Regions from separate parts of the Homo sapiens genome. Here region 2 is linked to region 1. A link is an interaction called in ENCODE POLR2A ChIA-PET data of the cell type or tissue named here. Cell type or tissue: CD4-positive, alpha-beta T cell. All regions are shown on one strand.

Evidence for each region. Peaks named below come from ENCODE experiments on the same cell type or tissue, not always from the same donor. Only the 100,000 strongest peaks of a DNase experiment are listed, where the experiment ranks them.
Region 2: POLR2A ChIA-PET joins it to region 1 with 5 read pairs; 16 of 35 experiments call an interaction of 5 or more read pairs at or near these places.

What each region holds. Positions count from the first base shown.
Region 1 is chr14:68,778,751-68,781,250 of GRCh38, forward strand. LOC107984709 (a long non-coding RNA gene) reads right to left here and starts at 1,447. Exons shown (of 2, transcript XR_001750793.2): 1 at 1,332-1,447. RefSeq lists an enhancer at 2,028-2,500. In CD4-positive, alpha-beta T cell, no CTCF peak of the experiment used is centred here; DNase peaks (open chromatin) are centred at 1,421 and 2,251; H3K4me3 peaks cover 2,291 bases; H3K27ac peaks cover 2,462 bases.
Region 2 is chr14:68,299,476-68,301,975 of GRCh38, forward strand. All of the region lies in intron 8 of RAD51B (RAD51 paralog B), which reads left to right. Among named protein-coding and RNA genes, the nearest start is that of RAD51B-AS1, 380 kb to the right of the region's middle. In CD4-positive, alpha-beta T cell, no CTCF peak of the experiment used is centred here; no DNase peak of the experiment used is centred here.

The DNA of each region.
Region 1 (2,500 bases):
ATACAATAGTAATTCATTTGCACTTGTATAATATTTACTCTTTGCTTCCCAGGGCTACTTTTTTTTTTTTTTTCAGTTTCGACAGGCCTAGAACCCCTAATAAAAGAGAGTTGAACAAACAGTTTGAGAACAGAGGAGTGAGTACAAACACAGAGTACTTGAATCACAAGATAGTCCAGCTGGAAGGAGCCTTGAAGATAACTGAATTCAACTCTGTCTTTTTACAAATGAAGCAACTGAGACCCAAAAAGGTCGGGTGACTCACCCCAGGACAAACAGCCGGAGAGGGGCCACATGTCCAATTCCTAATACTCATTCCACTACTCATTAACCTCAGGACACCACGGCTCCCTCAAACACCCACAGCCAGCTTTTGAAGGGCTAATCCCTTAGAATCGTGGGCTCTTAGAAGCTATGACACCTGTACCAATAGAAAAATCATCCATTCAGTAGGTAAGTGCCTGCTGAGTGCCAGGCATCAGCGTTGACATGAAATAGAACGGTGAACAGGAGGCTGGGCGCGGTGGCTCATGCCTGTAATCCCAGCACTTTGGGAGGCTGAGACAGATGGATCACTCGAGGTCAGGAGTTCGAGACCAGCCTGGCCAACATGGTCAAACCCTGTCTCTACTAACAATACAAAACTTAGCCAGGCATGGTGGCAGGCGCCTGTAGTCCCAGCTACTCAGGAGACTGAGGCAGAAAAATCACTTGAACCCTAGAGGTGGAGGTTGCAGTGAACCGAGATCGAGCCACTGCACTCCAGCCTGGGTGACAGAGTGAGATTCTGCTTCAAACCAAAACAAAACAAAACAAAAAAATTAACAAGAGCCCAGGCTCCTGCCTCACCAGATTTACCTTCAAGCTGGATGAGATAATGACAGACAAGTCAAGAATTAAATGAACTTGGCACTTTCTGAGAGTAATAAGTACTGAAATATTAAACCAGAATGGTAGATAGAGAGTGAGGAGGAGGGGGCTGCTTTGGATAGGATGTCAGAGAATCACTCTGCAATGTCCCTAACCCAGGAGAGGGAGAGTCGGGTAGGGGGAACACCTAGCTTTTGTTTGAACATTACTAACAACAGGAACTCCACTACCTCCAAAGGCCAGCTCAGTGTCTTAAAAAGGTCTTCCCCGGACTGAGCCAAAATCTGCCTCCCTGTGACTTCAAACTTCAGTAACTCATTCTCTGAGCATCACAAAAACCAGTCAGCTAATAAGTAGCATGTTCAAATGCAAAGCACATCCTAAATTAAGACAGTTGCTGCAATGCTTCAATTTGAAATAGCGTGTTTGGGAAAATACGACATACCAGGAGAATGACTTACATGTTCACATTCAGCCTGCAGTTCATAAAAGTGTTTAAAACCACCACTTCAAAGGATGTTCCGACAGCCAGCTTCTAGAGTCCCAAACCCGTCTGTGTGAGTCACCTGACATCAGTGACAGGACATACCAACTCCCTTCCGTCTGTAACTCTAGTTGGGGTTTTATAGCAACAACACTGCCAGTTCCGTTGCCCTGTCATTCGGCATGGCAAAGGAAATTTGGCTCTGTGCATTTTGCTTTCTAAGATATTCATGGAATCATGAAACAAACTACTCTTTGGCTCCCACCCTCTATCTCACAGAGAAGAAAATGGAAGCCTGGAAATAGAAAGTGACCATCAAGTTTCATCAGCAAGCAATGGCCAGGGTAGGACTTGTTCCCTTCAGCCTCCAAACTGGTGGCAGCTGCAACAATGCGTAAGCCCCAGGTTTGCTTGTATGTGGGGATGGACTTCTAAGCCTCCAGAGATAGTTAGTGCATACTTATGAAGAGAAAACCCAGCTCCCTAACTCCCTTTCATGTGAACCTGCACTCCAGCGATCTCCCCAGAAGGTCCCCAGCACCATACGCTGCTGAAGGGGTTTCCATTCAAGTGTGGGCACATTGTTTGGGTTGCAGGTGTCATCCGTTGTGTGGGAAGATGCAGCTCCTGCTCCAAACCAACCCAAAAGCTACAGGATGCACAGAGAGAAGCAGGGGTTAGGGACAACACCAAAGTTGGCACTATTTCAGCTTTTACCCAAGTCTAATAGTCTGACTGAACCAACTGCCTGGCTGCTCCTAATGCCTCAGAGCCCTCTAGGCTGGCCCAGTAAAATGGTTAGCAACAAAGGAAGAAAAACTGTTTAGGAGACAGGCCTTCCTGAGCCAATGAAGGAAGCCTCAGAGCCCTGCCCTCCTTCCCCCAGCTTGAGGCAGCTGGGGGAGGATCTGAGCGCTGGCTGTGCTGATCTGGCCGTGCCTCCTTCCTCCTCCCTTGCTGGCTTCTGCTGCTGGCTGGAGCTCTGAGAATCTACCATTTTTCCCCCTCTGAGCCCTGCAATCGCAGGAATAAATGACTTCCTTGAATGGAGAGGAACTGCTAGAATGCAGTTTAATCATAATGGACAGTATCTCTCAGAAAACAAGGCACCAAAAGAGGGAACACCGATGCCAGCAACCATGCTGG
Region 2 (2,500 bases), 480 kb before region 1:
AAATAATCTAGAGATTATTTAAAGTATCCAGGAGGATGTGTGTAGGTTACATGCAAATACAGTGCCATTTTATATAAAGGACTTGAGCATCCATGGATTTTGGTGTCTGCAGCGGGCCCTGGAATTATTCCCCTGCAGATACTGAGGGACAACTGTATTAATTATCCCATTTTGTAGATGAAGGAACTGGGGCTTAGAAGGCTACACAATTAGTGGCAGAGTCAGGATTTCCACCTAGGGAGACTGGCTCCAGAGGTACATTTTTATCCACTAAGCTCTTTTGTAAGGATACAATTGAGATTATCATGACTATGTATAAATAGGAACTAAAAGACAGCCAGATCACATGGGTATTGGGAAGGTTGAAACTTAGGTTATTCTCTTCATTTATCTCATCTCTGTCTTGCCTTTCCATGACACTGACACTTGACTTTATGATCTAATTGACCCATTTTATCTTTCACACCTAGTAATTGTGTTCATGGGTTGCCTTTTCATCCATTCAGCCATAACAGTAAAGAAGATGGCCAGTACACCTATCCTTTCAGCAGGGTCCATTGATGGGGGGCATTTTCTTATAAGGGGCTATATATGAAGGACAGATTCCTTTTGAAGGGAGGTAAATACCCAAACATAACATCTAATAGAAGGACTTTGTCCAGCTGAGCAGATATTATAAGTTTGTTAAGTAGGACTGTGTAGCTCTGTTGACCCCTTTAGTCATTTTCATTCTCAGCATCTTCTCCTTCTTCCATTTATTATTTATTTATTTATTTAGAGACAGGGTCTCACTCCATTGCCCTCACTGTAGCCTTGGCCTCCCAGGCTCCAGTGATCCTCCCACCTCAGCCTCCCAAGTAGCTGGTACTACAGGCATGCACCACCATGCCTGGCTAATTTTTTCAGTTTTGTTTTGTAGAGACAGGGTCTTGCTATCCTGCCCAGGCTGGTCTCAAACTCCTGGCTTCAAGCAATCCTCCTGCCTCTACCTCCCAACATGCTGGGATTACAGGTGTAAGCCACCACGCCCAGCGCTCTCCTTTCAAATAAAAATTTTGATAGAAGTTACCTATCACTAGTCCATGCCATCAAGCCAATATACTGTTTTAAAAATGAAATGTAAAAATATTTTCTTTTAGCCCCAGGTAACCTGGCTCCTCCTTGATCTAATTTTCTTTATACCAATAATCAGCCTTTGAATTTGTCTTCAGGAGGGGAGAGACGTCTCTTCTGTTTATCCAGAATCCACTCGCTACTCTAAACTATTATTATCTGGTGAGATATGAGGCCTAAATTTAACCATGTATAAGTTACCTCATATTCAGGGACATATAACAGAGGCACATTAGCTAGCGCAGGCTGTCCCCATGGTCAGCCATGATCTATCCACTGCTTGAGCAAGGGAAGCCAGAGAAGACAAGAGGGCAGCTGGATAACTAAAATATGTGCAGTGGAGAACTCTGTGTCTGTTAGTTACATCCTTTTCATGATTTACGGTATACAAGAGCAAAATTACTCTCTACCCTCAGGGGAGTGTCTGAGTTTTGTGGGTTAAAAGCAAATGTATATGTGTATATGTGCAGTGTATGTGTGTGTGTTGAAGGTGGAGGTTCCCGTCTTTAATAGAAGGCCTTTTTAGGTTATGATGTTGATTTTTTTTAACCATACTTCCATCTAATAGGCTCATCAAAGCAGCTAAGGTAATCACATTTCCTGGCACTGTCATCTCCAGCTATAGAGGATGAAAGAAATCCAGTGGACAGGTTTAAGGAGACAAATGTTTTTTTGTTTTAAAATATGATGTTTAGGTAAATGAAGCTAGAAAAGCCTCAAAATAAATTCCTTCTGAGTAGGACTCTAGGCCAGAGATAGAATAAGCAATTGAAATCTTTCAATGTAGACCCCAGAAAACAAACAACAGTCGATAAGTGGCTGCCAGAGACCAAGGGGTGGATCCAAGGCCAGCCAGGAAGAAGTTTCTTCCTCCTTCAGGGACAAAACTAGAACTGAGGGAAACAGCTCTTGCCCTTTGACTGGATACTACAAAACTAAGGTAAACCAGCAGAAAGTCCTGTCTTAGGGTCATTAGAATGTGAGGTTTTTTTTTTGTTTGTGTGTTTTTTTTTTTTTTTTTTTTTTGAGACATACTTTTACTCCATCGCCCAGGCTGGAGTGCAGTGGCATGATCTCCACTCACTGCAACCTCCACCTCCCACACTCAAGCAATTCCCATGCCTCAGCCTCCTGAGTAGCTGGGATTACAGGCATGCACCACCACGCCTGGCTAATTTTTTTGTATTTTTAGTGGAGATGGGGTTTTGCCATGTTAGCCAGGCTAGTCAAACTCCTGACCTCAAGTGATCCACCTGCCTTGGCCTCCCAAATTGGTGGGATTACAGGAGTGAACCACTGCGCTTGGCCAGAATGTAAGTTCTTGTGGGCAGGAATTTTTGTCACTTTTGTTCAGTGCTGGATCTCCACATCTTAGAAAAGTGCTTGA